Regions from separate parts of the Homo sapiens genome. Here region 1 is linked to region 2. A link is a loop called in an ENCODE intact Hi-C map of the cell type or tissue named here. Cell type or tissue: IMR-90. All regions are shown on one strand. Each heading gives the region's core, and the rest is flanking DNA. Links, peaks and the distances in the headings are about the cores only. Region 1 holds the start of BDKRB1-AS1 (BDKRB1 antisense RNA 1). Region 2 has its middle 82 kb from the start of C14orf132.

Region 1 (8,269 bases), core at 270-8,269, 140 kb before region 2:
GTGTGACTCAGAGACCTGGACCTCTGACCGGCTGCACTGTGCACTCTGCAGCCCCGCGGTGAGGCCCTTCTTGGGCAGGGGCCTGAGCTGGGGGTGGTCCGGGGAGGCAAGAGGATGCTGAGAAGGAATCAAGGGGGTCTGGAGAAAGGGGCTGGGCACAGGGAAAGAGAAGGGCAGGAAGGAGCTGAAGGTGCACAGAGGCCAGAGCGGAGCTCAGCCGGAGCCAAGGCTTGGATCAGCCCTGGTTGGATGCCCAGGCTCCTCGGAGCTGTGGTGGGAGCAGGGGTGGGGAGGAACACTTTCCAGGGCTGCTTCCGACCTGCTCCTCATCAAATTTGTGACTCATCTCCGGAGAGCAAGAGCCTGCCTGTGGCCATTGCAACATCAGGGAGTTTCCCCGAGGCTGGGATTTGGAGGGCCTTAGTGCCACCCACTCCCCATGATGGATTGGGGTGATGATGGGGCAGGGTGGGGGCAGTTTTCTTACCTTCCCACTGCAGAGAGCAGTGAAGGCCACATATGGCCCCTGATCACGCGGTTCTGGAGCCCAGGACAGACCCAGAGCTGGGAACGGATTGGAGTGAAACCTTGTTCTCTCTTTCTACTTGGCCCTTCTCAGGGAGAGAGTGGAAGCCCACATGGGTGCTGGAGCTGGGGATGCTGGAAGACTATTTGCTAATTCCTCCCTCCACCCCAGGTGTTAGCACCACAGGTGTGGCCTGGGCCTGGCCCCATATGGAACACGCCAGGTGAACCTATCAACCAGATCCATGGGAACTCAGATATATTACCTTTTCCCACAGCATCGATCCTTTTAGTCAAGGCAGAAATTTCTCCCTCTGTAAATGAATAACTGGCCTTCCCCACAGAAGGGCAACAGAATTCTACTGTACGGGTTTGCCAGTTTCTCTCCCACTGTGGGGCCATTTGCTGGGCTTCGGTAAACGTTACTTATGTGCGTCTCATAAATCAGGTGTCTGAGTTCTCAGGCTGTGGCTGCAGTCTACCATTGAATTACATCCCGTGAGCAATGTTGTCCGATTTCACCGGCCAGCACGTTCTTCTCGAGTGTGGGATTGGTTTTTGCAAGACCTCGAAAGGATTTTGATAAGCCACCTGCTTAAGGCCGGCTGAAAAAGAAGAAAGGAGGGCATATGTGGGTCAGCTCACTCGGAATAGAAGAGGAATCAGGTATTATTTTCCCTTTCCCACTCTCTATTCCTGCCTGTTCCTGCCTACTTTTGCCACTTTGCCACAGAGCCTTTGCCCAATGAATTCCTGCCTGGGGGCTTGGAAATCACATTGGTGTTGGAGTCAGATGAGTTGGGTGAATCCAGCCTCTGCAGTCTGAGCAGGCACTGCCTTCCTTAGCCTCCTCTTCCTCACCTAGAAAGTGGACATCCTGAAACAGACCTCACAAGGGAGTCAGGCGATTAAATGAGATGACTGAGCCTACTCCTGTGTGTGGCTGCTGAGTCGCACTGGGTGTGCTTGGGCAGGTCTTACTGCTCTCTGTTTCCTAGACTGTATGTGAAGGGATGGTCTGGATGAGGGGTTGCAAACTTAACCTCCCATAGCTTCCATGCGTGTGAACCTGATGGGAGGGCGCCCTGTTCACGGGGCCTCTGCTACACAGCACCAAAGAATTGGAGCCCCGGGGGGACCCTGGAAGGTCAACTCCAAGGGCCCAGGGATGTTCCTCTCTTTTGTTCACTGCCATATTTTCAGTGCCCAAAACAGTGTCTGACAAAGTAGATGCTTAATAAATATCTGCTGAATGAATGAAATTGAATCAGTGTTGCTGGATGTTCCAAACTTTCAAAAGAAACTGGAAAGCTGGCTCCCAATGGGGAGTTTCAGTACTGGTAACCAACTCAAGAGCCTGGGGGCTTGGAGTTTTAAAAAATACCATGTGGTTCAAATTAAACACATGTGCAGGCTGGATCTTGCCTGTTGGCTCAGCTCCAGGCCTTCTGACGACACTCTGCTCTCCAGGAAACCTGCAGGGGCTGGAACACTGATCACAGGGTTATCACTGATGAGGTCCTGGTGGCCCAGCCGCTGCCAGCCTCTCAAACCCTGTCTCCAGGCTCCAAGAACATGGCATTCTTTCCATTCCTGGAATGAATGAGTCTTTGCTGCTATTCTGTGAGGACCAGCCCTTCCCGTGCAGCTGTGGGGACTGCCATTCTCCCCATTCCCCCAAGTGTCTTGGAGTCCAGTCACTACACCCTCTCCCCCACTCCATGGAAACTGACCTTGGAATGGCCTCCTGGCCCACGGACTCTCTCCTCCCCAGGGCCTGACAATGTCCCGCCTGCCTGTGAGGGCCCAGGTAGGGCCCACCCACCACCTGACCTCTCCATTCTCTATGTTGTCTCCAACCTCCTTCTTCTTCCCTCTACTTCAGCCACCTGGTGCCAGGGATACACTTGGTCCTTGTCATCTCCTGAGATGGCTCTGCCTCTGGAATGTTCTACTCAAACATTCCTGCTCTGTGGCTATGCCTTCCTCTCTCTCTTTTAATGAGACAGGGTCTCACTCTGTCAGCCAGGCTGGAATGCAGTGGCACAATCTTGGCTCACTGCTTGTAGCCCTGACCTCCTGGGCTCAGATGATCCTCTTGCCTCAGCCTCCCAAGTAGCTGGGACTACAGGTGCGCACTACCACGCCTGGATAATTTTTGTATTTTTTGTAGAGACGGGGTCTTGCTATGTTGCCCAGGCTGGTCTCAAACTCCCGGGCTCAAGCCATCCACCTGTCTCAGCCTCCCAAAGTGCTGGGATTACAGATTGCACCCTTTGTGGAAACCAGGCTCACGGCTGATTCCCTTCACAGTGTACAGAAGATCACGCCTGGCTCTTCTTCTGTTTCTTGCTGTCACCCAGGTTCTCTCACTATATCCATCCTTTAACACACTGATCTCACTTCACTTCCTTCTCTCCCTGTGCTCGTTTCTTCCCTCTCCATCATTCCCCCGAGTCTGACCAGGATCCCCAACTCCCATGACGTATGGCCGTCTATCTGGCTAAACCCTACTCCAGAGCAATCCTTTCCTGGGTCTGTCGAGCATTATCAGAGTAAATTCACACAACACAGCCACGCTTTCCAGCTTCAATGGGGCCCTCAAAGCTGCCTGGAGCCCACCATCCTTCCTGGGTGAACTGTCTTTGCCAGCTGACCATGGTGGACCCAGCCTGTCCATTCTCCTCCAGCCCCAATTCTCTCCATGACCCGCCTCCTCCTCTGCCATCCTTCAACCTCTCCCTCCTAACCTGTAACCCCACCTGCCTCTGGGCCTACTTTGTTCCTTCTGTCTGGAACACTCCTTTCCCCCATTTTGCTTGGCCAGCTTCTCATTTTTTGGGATTCAGTTTATGTGTCTCTTCCTCCAGGAACCCCTCTCTAACCATCCCTCCCAGCCACCCAGACTGGAGCCCTGCTCTGGTTCTCACGGCACCCCTCACCCTGATGGTGGCGGGCATCCTGCTCTATGACAATCCCTTAATTATTGTCCTGGTTGCTGTGAGCCCCTGGAGGGTAGAGACACCGTTAGGCTCACCGTTGGGTCTCTCATAGCAAGACCCGCACCAATGCATTACACGTTCAATAAGAGCATGCACAAGCATTCTTTTGTGAGCAGCTCACCCTTTCCCGCCTCTGCCAGCCCTTCCTCCCTGTCTCCACGTATCCAGATTGCACCCTTTGTGGAAACCAGGCTCACGGCTGACTCCCTTCACAGCGTCTTCTCTGCTAACCTGAGAGGGAACCCATCCCCTTTCTCGCTGAAGGCGCAAGATGCTGGATCCGTGGTGTGTTCATGCAATTTCTCATTTCATTTTTTATATTATAATATTTAGATGTATGTAAGTTCCTTGAATATAGAACTTCTAGCTATACCATCCCTGTATTCCTGGCAGTTAGCCTAGAAAGCTTTGAATAGACAAATGGAAGTGTAATAAGAGAGGCCATTACCCGATACTTGTTATTTGTTTCCTGCTGCTGCTATGACAAATTACCAGAAACTCGGTGGCTTAAAATACAAATGGGGCCAGGCGCAGTGGCCACGCCTATAATCCTAGCACTATGGGAGACCAAAGTGGAGGATCACTTGAGCCCTTGAGTTTGAGACCAGCCTAGGCAATGCAGGAAGACACCATCTCTACAAAAAATAGAAAAGTTAGCCAGGCATGGTGGTGCACACCTGTAGTCTCAGCTACAGGAGGCTGAGGTGGGAGGATCCCTTGAGTCTGGGAAGTTGAGGCTGCAGTGAGCCGTGATTGTGCCAGTGCACTCCAGCCTGGGTGACAGAGCGAGACCCCATCTCAAAAAAGCAAAGCAAAGCAAAGCAAACAAAGCAAAACAAAACACAAATGTATCCTCTAACAGTTCTGGAGGCCAGAAATCCTAAATCTGTTTCCCTGGGCTGAAGACAGGGAGTTGGCAGGACCCATTCCTTCTGGAGGCTCCAGGGGAGAAGCCATTTCCTTGCCCTTTACAGCCTCTAGAGGGTGCCTGCAATCCTTGGCTCGTAGTGGCCGTCCTGAATTCCTCTGGCCTCTGCTTCCATAGTCACATCTCCTGACTCTGAGCCTCCTGCCTCCCTCCTATAAGGACCCTTGTGATTATATAGGGCCCACTTGGATAATTCAGGATCATCTCCCCATCTCAAGACCCTTAATTTGGTAACATTCATCAAGTCCAGGGATTAGGTACCCCCCAATCTACGGGAGTAATCATTTAGCCTATCACAATAGCATTTATTATGTCACAAAGAATTGATAAGAAAGCCAAGCTTCTTGGTTCAATGCTGTTTTAATTCCGCCAGAAAAGTTGGAAGATTTCTTTCCTATGGGATGAAGATATTGGAGCAAGACTTTTAGGGGTGCATTGTTTATAAAGTTCCCAGACCTTGGTCCTGAAGAGCCGGCCCACAAAGACATAAATTACTGGATTCAGGGAGCTGTTAGTGAAGGCAAAGAAGTTGGCCAATTGCAGGCCCAGGTCAATGAAGTCCTCCCAAAAGCAGCCTCGGACTGCTTGCACCTGGAATAAGAATTCCAGGAAGGCAAAGAAGTGGTAAGGGGCCCAGCAGACCAGGAAGGCAACCACGAGCGTGAGGATCAGCGCTGTGGTCTTGCTATCCTTGCGGCCCCCGCACCTTGTCCTGCTGACCTCCTCCCGCGTTCGCAGGGAGGCCAGGATGTGGTAGTTGAAGAAGACGATCGCAGCCAGTGGTAGGAGGAAACCCAGAATATTTAACTCCACAATCCTTGCAAAGTGCCAGGCCTCATGGGGGAGGAGCAGGATGCAGGCGGTGATGTTCAGATCTGGGACGGCTTGGATGGATCGCAGCAGGAATGTGGGGATGCTCAAGAGGCCCCCCACAACCCAGATGAGCACGCAGGTGACCCGGGCCTGCCTCCGCCGCTGCTGCCTCCGGCTGGCCATAGGGTGCACCAGCACGCGGTAGCGGTCCTGGCTGATGGCCACCACCAGGAAGATGCTGATGAACAAATTGGCCTTGATGACCCCGTTGATGACACGGCAGAGGAGGGCTCCGAAAGGCCAGTTAAACTGGTTCCAGATATTCTCTGCCCAGAAGGGCAAGCCCAAGACAAACACCAGATCAGAGGCTGCCAGGTTGGCCAGGTAGATTTCTGCCACGTTCAGTTGCCGCCGGGGCAGGAGGAAGACCAACAGGACAAAAAGGTTCCCTAGGAGGCCGAAGAAACAGATGGAGATGATAAATGTTGGCAGCACTCTGTGCAGCAGGTCCCAGGCTTCTGGAGCATTGTCACAGGCCGTAGCATTTTGAGGGAAGAGCTGGCTCTGGTTGGAGGATTGGAGCTCTAGAGGGGGCCAGGATGATGCCATGCACAGTGACCTGAAATGAACAGAAGGTAGAATAAAACAGGAAGTGGCAGACTACAGCCTATGAGCCAAACCAACCTGTCACCTGTTTTTGGACAATAAAGTTTTATTGGCACAGAGCCACACCCATTCCTGGACGTATTATCTACAGCTGTGTTCATGCTACAAGGGGGAGTCGAGCGCTTGTAACAGAGACTGTCTGGCTTGCAAAGCTGAAGATATTTACCATCTGTTCCTGAGGGGGAAAAGTTTGCTGACCTCTGGTTTAAGGGATGGTGCCTGAGTCCAAATCCCGGTACAATCACTCAGTGTGAGCTACTTAGAACCATTGACTTTTACTTTCCTTTTTAAACATTGGAGAGAATCGTGTCTCTCTTGTGGGATCACGGGAGGGCTGTTGTCAGGATCTACAGGGTGCTTAGCTCCGTGCCTTGCATAGAGGAAAGACTTTGGAAGGTAGTGATTAGTCTTAGTAACAACTGTACCATTATTATTATTACTATTAGGGTTTTAACAGGCATTTAATGAGCCTCTACCTCTTGCCAGCCCCTTGCCAGGCACTGGAGATATGCAGGACAGAGCAGCCCCAGCCTCATGGGGCTGCAGACATGGAGGCAGAGGTCATGGCTTGAGATAGAGCTGAGGGAAGCCCGGGAACAGCAAAGGAAGCTGACCTGTTGGGGCTGGGACCAGTGTGGTGGCCGGGGTGGGGACAGTGCTAGGAGGTTCCTCTTACAGGCTTGAAAAACATGAGTATTGGCCGGGTGTGGTGGTTCACACCTGTAATCTCAGTACTTTGGGAGGCCAAGGCAGATGGATCAGATGAACCCAGGAGTTCAAGACCAGCCTGGGCAACATGGTGAAATCCTGTCTTTACAAAAAATACAAAAATTAGCTGGGCATGGTGGTGCATACCTGTGGTCCCAGCAACTCGAGAGGCTGAGGTGGGAGAATCGTTTAAGCCTGGAAGGTCGAGGCTGCAGCGAGCTATGATTGTGCCACTGCACTTCAGTCTGGGCCGACGGACTGAGACCCTGTCTCAACAACAACAACAACAACAAAAAAAAAAAAAAAAAAAAGGAGAGAGAGAGAGAGAAAAGAAAAAAGAGAAAGGAAAGCATGAGTAATAAATAAGGATAACAACTAACATCTGTTAGATGGTATTAATGGTCTGTGTTCCAGGCGCCATTCTAAGTGTTTCACATTTAAGTATTTTCTCATTTAATCTTCCTGGCAGCCATTCAAGGTAGGGGCCATTGTCATCTCCAGTTGGCCAATTAGAAAATTGAGTGCTGAGACCCGGAGTCGCCTGTCTGAGGTCACACAGCTGGTCAGTAGGGCCTGGATTCAAACCCAGGCAGTCTGATTCAAGAGCCTGATTGAGATCCTGTGCTTCTGTCTGCTCTCTTCTGCTGCACCTGTCCCCACGCGATGAATGACAAAGCCAGGCTCAGAGAAGTTAACCAGCTTGTCGGAGAAGACCTAGGTGGTGGTTACAGTGCTACGCCAGGAACCTTGGTCTGCATGGACCCCAGAGGCCGTGCTCACAGCCATGCAGCTGACTGGCCTCCCACGCTTGCTGGAGGAGCTACAGCTGGTGGGTACAGTGTACACTATGAACCTTGGTCTGCATGCACCCCATAGCTCATGTTCATAGCCACGCAGCTGACCTGCCTCCCATGCTCCCATGCTGAGTTTCACCGGGAGAGGGATAGAAAGCTCTGTCTCTTTCCATAGGGAGGACTGCATCTCCCAGCCCTCTGCGATCCCACAAGGGGTAGATCCCATCCTGTGCTCATGGCTTCGTGGCCTCCTGCTGGCAAAACCGGCCACAGCCAACTCAGGGATCCACAGAATACTATCTGCAGAATGAGCAGCTGCCTACACTGCGGGATTTATGCGGCTCCAGACAATCTTCAGAGCCTAAACATTCTTCCCCAGCTTGGATAGGTTAATATACGCCCGGTGCTTGGCAGGGTTCCTGACTTATTGTAAGCACGTGGCAAACATTAGTTGTCACTGTCATGATTGTTATTAATGGGTGACACCTGAGATTCCTTCAACCCCGCAAAGCCTCACAGATACCAACAAAAGCTATTGTGTAGCAGAGAATTAACCTTGGAAGAGCATATTTGGCTGTGTAACCTCAGGAGAGTCAGTTCATGTCTCTGAGCCTGACTTTCCTCATCTAAGGAAGACATGATGTCCTCAAGAGGCCCTTCTAGCTCTGACATTCTGTCATGTCACTCACATGGAGTTATTCACACCGGGGTATAATTCACTGGTTCCTCCAGTTATTTATTTGCTGAACAAGTATTTACTGAGAATGTACTATGTGCCAGGCACTGTTCTAGGTATTTAGGACAAAGCAGTGAATACAGCAGGCAAAAATCCC
Region 2 (8,334 bases), core at 21-8,020:
ACTTGTTTGGATGGATTGCTAACCCAGCTGCATATCCATAAATTGCATACTTCCTGTGTGGAAGATGTAAGCATCAGTGTCCATAGCGTATATTGAAAAATAAATGCATTTCCCTATGAAGATATAATGACACCGTAGATAGAATGTTTAAAAGGAACCCATAAAATTTGCCTGTTATCCTACTGCCTCTACCATAAGGTTCAAATATCTTAGTAGGACTGACAAAATCCTTCAAAGTCATATTCCAGCCTCATCTGTCTTTTTAAACTGTTTCTACTCCTTGTTACCTCCATTCATAATAAATGACATCTGAGACATTCATTATGTAAAATTTCCTTTTAGTTTTGGTCCTTCCTATGGTTTGGCTGTATCCCCACCTAAAAAATCTCATCTAGAATTGTATCTCTCATAATCCCCATGTGTTGTGGGAGGGACCAGGTGGAAAGTAATTAAATCACAGGGGCATGTTTTTCCCATGCTGTTCTTGTGTTAATGAGAAAGTCTCACGACATCTGATGGTTTTATAAAGGGCAGTTTCTCTGCACATGCTCTCTTGTCTGCCACCATGTAAGACGTGCCTTTGTTTCTCCTTCCCCTTCGGCCATGATTGTGATGCCTCCCCAGCCATGTGGAACTGTAAGTCCATTAAATCTTTTTCTTGGCCAGGTATGGTGGCTCATGCCTGTAATCCCAGCACTTTGGGAGGCCAAGGCAGGCAGATCACCTGAGGTCAGGAGTTCAAGACCAGCCTGGCCAACACGGTGAAACCCCATCTCTACTAAAAATACAAAAAATTAGCCAGGCGTGGTGACACACCCCTGTAATAGCTACTCAGGAGACTGAGGCACAAGAATCTCTTGAACCTGGGAGGCGGAGGCTGCAGCAAGCCGAGATTGCACCACTGAACTGCAGCCTGGATAACAGCCTGAAACTCCATCTCAAAAACAAAACAAAACAGAATAAAACAAAACCTCTTTTCCTTTATGAATTACCCAGTCTCAGGTATTTCTTCATAGCAGTATGAGAATGGACTAATACAGTCCTTAAAGAAACAAAAAACTCAGAGGTGAAATGTGTTTTTTAATTAACGTTATGAGGTATGATTTACATGTGTATAAATTATAGTGTACAGACTGATGAGCTTAGATAAATGAATTTACCATATAACCACCATCTCAATCAAGATAAAAGCATTTCTGGCACCCCAAACATTTCCCTTGCACACTTTCCCAGTCAATTCCACTCCCATCAACAATCCCAGGCTACCATTGATCTGATTTCCATCACTACAGATGGATTGAGTCTGTTTTAGAACTTCTTAGGAATGCAGCCACATACCCTTTCCTGATTGGCTTCTTTCACTCAGGGTAATGTGTTTTTGAGATTGATCTATGTTGTGTGTATCAGTAATTCATTCCTTTTTATTACTGAGTCTTCCAGTGGAGGGCTATACTACAATTTGTTTATCTATTCACCTGTTGATGGACTTGGGGTTGTTTTCAGTTTCGGGGTTTTATGAATAAAGCTGGTAGAAACATTTTTGTGTGAGCATTTTTTTTTTTGGTGTGTGTGTATGCATGTTTTCATTTTGTGGGGGACTAAATACTTAGAAGTATAAAGGCTGGGTTATATGGTAAGTATATATTTAACTTTGTAAGAACTGCTAAATTGTTTTCCAAACGTCTGTACCATTTTACACTCTTGCCATTAGGGCATGAGTGTTCTATTAGGTTGGTGCAAACTTAATTTTGTTTTTGCCATTAAAAGTAATTTTTGCACCAAGAATAGTAATAGCCTTGCCAGCCCTCGGTATTAACTTTTTAATTTTAGCCACTCTTCTAGGTGTGAAGTGGTATCTCATTGTGGTTTCAATTTGCATTTCCTTGATGACTAATTATGCTGAACAGTTTTTCATGGACTTTTTGGCCATTTGTATATTTTCTTTGGTGAAGTCTCTTTGGTAGTCTTTTGCCATTCCCCTTTTAAATTGGGTTGTTGGTCTTCTTATTACTGCGTTTTGAGGGTTCTTGGTATATTTTGGACACAAACTGTCAGATATATCTTCTTGTTTTCTTACTTTGTTACTGGTGTCTTTTGAAGAAATTTTGAATTTTTATAATTCTAATTCATCATTTTTTTCTTTTATGGTCAGTGCTTTTTGTGTCTTAAATCTTTGCCTACAAGGTCATAAAAACTTTTTCTTCTGTTATTTTCTGGAAGTTTTATAGATTTAGCTTTTAGGCCTATGGTTTATTTCACATAAATGTTGTGTATGCTCTGGGGGTAGAGGCTGAGGTTTGTTTTGTTTCATTTGGATATCTAGGTGTTCCAGTGATGTTGCTTGAAAAGATTATTATTTTCTCATTCAATTACACTGCATCTTTGTTGAAAATCAATTGGACTTATATATGTGTGGTTCTAATTTGGTTCTCTATTGAATTAGCTTCCCGCAACAAATTGCTACAAAGTTGGTGGTTGTAAACAACAGAAACTTATTGTCTCAGTTTTCTGAAGGCCAGAAGCCCCAAATCAAAGTGCTGGGAGGGGCATGCTGTCTCCAAAGGCTCCGGGGGAGAATCTTCCCTTGTTGTTCCAGCTTTTTCCCCAGCCCCTTCTGTGAATCATGTGCTACATCTCATCCTGACCTAGGTCAAAACTCAGGCCTTCTCCCCTGAGGCAGTTTGCACAACCCGGCCAATGCTAATTCAGCCTTGCAGTGCCCTTTTGCTCTGATGTGGAATGACTTGGAACTCAACGAATGTTTATTGCGGTCTGCAATGTTTGGTTGGAGGGATTCAGGATTGAAATACAACAACAAAACATTCTTAAGGCATGTTAATTGTTCCTAATAAGGGAAGGTAACCGTCCCGTGATTAATCTTTCCAAAATGCAACTCTGAAATCTTGGGTGGTCTTCAGAAAACCTACTGCCTCTTAGTGCTTTACAATCCCATCACAACCTACCTGTTCAGGCTTCTTTCCCTTTACGGAGTTCCCCCCGTATCTGAGGTTCTGCTTTCCCTGGTTTTAGTTACCTGGGGCAACAGTGGTCCAAAAATATTAAATGGAAAATTCCAGAAATAAACAATTAAGTTTTAAATTGCATACCCTTCTGAGTAGTGTAATGAAATCTTTTGCCATCCCACTCTGTACTGCCCGGGAAGTGAATCACCCCCTTGTCCAGAGTTTCCACACTATATACTCTACCCACACTATATACTCTGCTAAGTTAGTCACTTACCAGCCATTCCAGCTATCAGATTGACTGTTGCAGTGAGGCAGTGCTTGTTTTCAAGTCGACCTTATTTTACTGAATAATGGCCCCAAAGTACAAGAGCAGTGGTACTGGCATTTTGTTATAAGTGTTCTATTTTATTATTAGTTATTGTTGTTGCCTAATATATACATTATTATCTATCATAGGCATGTATGTGTAGGAAAAAAACCTTGTATACATAGGGTTCCATACCAGCCTCAGTTTCAAGCATCCACTGGGAGGCCTAGAAATATATCCCTCCTGGATAGGGGGCACTACTGTACTCTCTAATCTAGCCACACCTATATCCTCCCTCCATAGTCAATTCCTGCCTTTGCAGCTCTGCTTAGCCCTGTGAAATTTTTGCTTGCAGCTGTAATGGAGGCTGTGGGACATTCAGGTCTGGAGTTTAGCACAGCACTGTGGACTGGGGACTTGGATCTGGGATTTTCAGCACAGAGACGTATATTAATTTTCTAGGGCTGCCATAACAAAGTACCACAGACTAGGTGGCTTAGAGGCATTTATTTGCTCGCCTTTCTGGAGACTGGAAGTCCGTGATCAAGGTGTCAGCAGCGTTGGTTTCCTCTGAGGCCTCTCTCGTTGGCTTACAGACGGCCACCCTCTTGCCATTTTCACATAGTCGTTCCTCTATGCACATGTGTCCCAGTGTCTCTGTGTATCCTAATCTCTCCTTATAATGACATCAGTCAAGCCTGGGCAACATAGAGAGACACCCTCTCTACAAGAAAGAAAAATAAAAACAAAATTTGCCATGCTTTTACTCCTAGTTACTTGGGAGTCCAAGGCAGGAGGATCACTTGAGCCCAGGAGTTTAATCCACTTATGCCTAGTACGCTAAGCTTGTGGGAGTTATTTATATCCTACTGCTCAAGGTCATTACCAAGGTCTGATATTTCACACAAAAAATTTGCAACCTCCGGCATAAATGATAAGGCTGAAGTGAGCGATGATCTCTCCACTGCACTCTAGTCTGGGGGACAGAACGAGATCTTGTCTCTAAAGATAAAAAGATTGGGTTAGACTAGAGCCTCCATTAAAGCCTTCATTTAACTTAATCATCTGTTTAAAGGTCCTATCTTTAAATACAGACACATTTTGAGGTACTAGGGGCTTAGAGTTTCAATATAAATTTGGGAGGAACACAATTCAGTTTATACCCAAGAAGGTATCTAAGTTATGGGAATGGATGATTTTACCGAGAACGATAAAAAAGGGGTTGCAAACTCTATGTAATAGAGATTAATGAGCAAAGGGGGCTGGTAGTAACATAATGGCATCTCGAGTCATATTCTTTTGGCACAGATACACTTTATTTTACTATTATTCTCATTTTTAAAAATGTCAAAACAAAGAAACGTTCTTCCTGATTTTCTTAAAACAAGCTTCCCTTCCAGGATATCCCTTGGTTTCAGATTTTTGATGGTAACCTTGGCACTTAGAACTAGTTCTCCATCCAAAGAAAAACAACACTGCAGATCCCTGGGAGATATGAGTGATGCTCAGCCTCAGCCTGGGGGGCTACAGGAGTGCATGGCAGTGATGACTGACAACCAAGAGTGCACACTGTTATAGGGTGTCAGCCACGAGTCAATGCTGCTGGATTTTCGGTATTTCAAAGGAAGCTGAAAATGCATATTTAAAAATGTACATTATCATGGGCCCCTTTAGAAAATTGTCTCAGCTGTTTAAAAAAAATACTGTGAAGTTGAAACAAAACACATCACCAGACTGTATTTGGAGTGTGAGCCATCCATTTCTAACCGTAGACATAAAGTGAGACATAAAGAAGAGTAACTAGAGGTCTGAGCACTAGACAGAGCTCAGAGGAATCCTGTCTTAAATGAAAGCTGAAATTTTTCTATCTTTTATGAATGAGCTAACAAACATGGCTGGATGATGAAAGTTCCAGTGGAGGATGAAAAGTTAAAGAGGGACCTTATATGGAGTGACCTTAACTCACAAGCTGGGACAACAGTCATTATGTACTCCCGGTCTGATGCAATAGGAAGTATCCAGTACCAGCTATGAGCTTTTTTTTTGCCCAGATCACTCAACCCAAATCTAATCAAGCCTGTAGACCTAATTTCCAGCTTATAGGAAATTAAAAGGTTAGACGAACCCAGTAAAGGACACTATAAGGATATGCTCAATCACATCCACTATGTAGGGAATTCTACAAGGCAAATGGCCAGGTTTTCTTCCAGAGGTAAAAAGGGGAGAGGGACTATTATAGATTTTAAAAAGATTTAAGACACACATCAGCCAGGTGCAAAGCATAGGTCACATGTGGATCATGATTTGAACAGTTATTTGTAAAACACACTTTGAGATGGTTGGAGAAATGTGGACTCTGGCAGACATTAGCAGACATTAATAAATCACTTGTAATTTTATTATATGTGATAACTATTTTGCAGCTATGCATTTTCAAAAGCTCTCTCTGTCAGAGATACAAACTGAAGTATTTTTGGGTGAAATGATAGGACATCTGGGATTGGCTTTAAAATACTTCAGGAAAAGTTAAACAGGGAAGAGGCAGAATGGATAAAATAAGATTAGCAAAATGTCAATAATGATTTATAAATATGATTAATACATGGAAGGTGTTATTGTATTATTCTTTCTACTTTTATATATATTTTTAGATTCCTAAATTAAAGGAAAAAAATAGCACAAAGCTCCGGTAGAGCAGGTGACCTTTGCAGAGAGGTAGGAGAAGGCCCAGGCATCATCCTTTCCAGGCTGCCACTTCTCAGAACTGTGCCTGGACACTATCCTTTGAACCGCACCCATGAACCTCCTTGTTCTACCTTTTTATTCTTTCTTTTGGCAAACACTGAAAGCACCTGTTATGTGGTTAGGGCTGGGCAAAGGGCTGAGTTAAAAAAATCATTTTAACAAAGAAATGTTCTTTTTCCTAATTTTCTTGATATAAACTTCTCTTGTTTCTCTGAGTTCTGGAGGCCTATGTGCTGGATCCTCCCAACCAGTGAGGGAGCCCCTGGAAGGCAGGAGGCTTGCCTTATTCCTGTAAACTCTGTTGCTCCAAAACACCATTGCCATTTACTAGCTTGCTGTGTGCCAGGCATGGTGCTACATACTTATTATGGAATTTAAAATTTTGATGTTTTGCATGGTTTATTTTGCATTAATTTGGCATTTGTAAAACATTACATTAGAATAGTATTTACCTTCATTACCTCAGCTGTTTTTTGGCACCCTTTAAATTTCGTGAGGAGGTTAGTACCTAACTCGCCTCACCTAATCCTGGCCCCGCATGGAGGTCTCAATACTTGCCTCAAAACTATGTGAATATCTGTTATTCTACTGGTGAATGTTCTGGAACGTTCCTCGGCATCTTGCAGGCATCAGTAGTCAAAGCAGGACAGAGAGAATTAATTACAGAACACTGGGTGGCATTCGGGAACAATAGGTCTCACCAAAGCCTGATTCTCAGCATCTTACTTAAACTACAAATCAACAGCTGGGAAGACAGGGAAGAAGGAGGACACTAGGTTCTCTTTCTTCAAGTCAAAAGTTTCCACTGCTCTGAATGGGCCACTTCATTCATGGCCCCTTCAATTGGCTGTTGTTTGTTCTCAAGGAACCAGGATTCCTCTGGGCTTGTGCCTTCTGGAGCTCTCTTCTTGTTAGAGTAGGTAGTTATGCAGACATGAGCAGGGCAGGAGAGGACCCCCCACCACCACAACTGACACCCAGGAAAGTCAGGCGACCATCAGGTAATGGTCAGGCAGTTGTTAAACTTTCTCTCTAAAATAATAATTGGTTGCAGCTGGTGCCAGGGAAAGGCAGTCTCCCAACAGATAGAAAATAACCGAAGCTGATGATCAGCAGCTTCCTGATAAGATCTCAGGAGTTGGGCAAGTGGGCTCAAGCGTGTGCACTAAGACGCAAAACGGCAGAGTTTAACTGGTATGTGATCTTCCTCTAGGAAAACTCGAGTAGCAAGGGGAAAACACCTAAAATGAGTATGCACATAACTTCAGTAAATACATTGTGCATGCAGCCCCTCCCAAGTGCTGGCGCATGAGGACAGCTCACCCCAAGGGAAGAATCAGAGGAGGAGAGATGCAGATGCTGGAATCATGCTAATGTATAAAATCCCAGGTCAAGGACTAAATGGCACTTGAATCTGTCAAGTCACCTACTTGGCCTTCTTTCAAGTGTACTTTACTTCCTTTCATTCCTGCTCTAAAACTTTTTAATAAACTTTCATTCCTGCTCTAAAACTTGCCTTGGTTTCTCACTGTGCCTTATGTCCCTCAGATGAATTTTTTCTCCTGAAGAGGCAAGAATCAAGTTGCTGCAGACCCATATGGATTTGCTGCTGCTAACATACTTTGGTGTCGTGACTCAGATACGTCCCCAGTGGTAAGATACTGCTAAGCCTTGCCTTCTTTGGCTGGGGTTGTTTAACCCCCGTGTGTGGTTTTCGTCTCCCCTTTCACACTCCTGCTTACTAACCAACCCCTGGAACAATCCCTCTCGGTCACAGTGGCTCTGTTACCCCAGGCTGATCTCTCAGCTCACCCTGACAGGTGGCTCATGGGAGTAGGAAGGACCTTGGCATCTGCAACAAGCAGACCTGAGGCACTGATAGCTCTCCTGGACAAGAGGCTCATGAGAGTGGTAGGGCTAAGGCCTGAGACCATGGAATGTCTGGGGTTTCCTCTGCTATTTTAACTAAAATCTTTTCTTTCTCAAAAAACCTGCACATCCTGTTCTCCTGTTTTCTCTAAGTGTGTTTTGAAATAGCCTTGTGCACCCACTGCACTGTCTGCCTCAGGGGCAGGTCTGCCTCTTCTCTGGTTTCACCTTGCATGCTGTCTGACTTCCTTCTCTGCCTTAAAACACACACTCCCTGTGATTTGTGCACCCGCGGCTCTTGCTGTATTTGTGCAGCAGCAAAGACATGGGCTCCCTGCAAATGTCTGTTGGCTCATTGCCAGGACAGACACTAATTGCAACCACACTCTGCCAGCTCCTTGTAAATTACCATACACTTTTCATCCCTGTTACACTCAAGGGCCAAGA

The links. Peaks named below come from ENCODE experiments on the same cell type or tissue, not always from the same donor. Only the 100,000 strongest peaks of a DNase experiment are listed, where the experiment ranks them.
Region 1: it touches region 2 in a loop (2.8-fold over the local background); 4 of 110 quality-filtered maps call a loop at or near these places.

What each region holds. Positions count from the first base shown.
Region 1 is chr14:96,261,291-96,269,559 of GRCh38, reverse strand. BDKRB1 (bradykinin receptor B1) reads right to left here. Exons shown (of 3, transcript NM_000710.4): 2 at 6,790-6,908; 3 at 4,797-5,887. The coding sequence starts at 5,877. The coding sequence ends at 4,816. BDKRB1-AS1 (BDKRB1 antisense RNA 1) reads left to right here and starts at 980. Exons shown (of 2, transcript XR_007064322.1): 1 at 980-1,191. RefSeq lists an enhancer at 1-905. In IMR-90, for the core only: CTCF peaks have their summits at 4,507 (motif pointing right) and 7,705 (motif pointing left); DNase peaks (open chromatin) are centred at 369, 1,479 and 1,979; H3K27ac peaks cover 6,963 bases.
Region 2 is chr14:96,117,057-96,125,390 of GRCh38, reverse strand. No RefSeq gene overlaps it. Among named protein-coding and RNA genes, the nearest start is that of C14orf132, 82 kb to the right of the region's middle. In IMR-90, for the core only: CTCF peaks have their summits at 3,526 and 7,739; DNase peaks (open chromatin) are centred at 2,720 and 3,220; H3K27ac peaks cover 4,515 bases.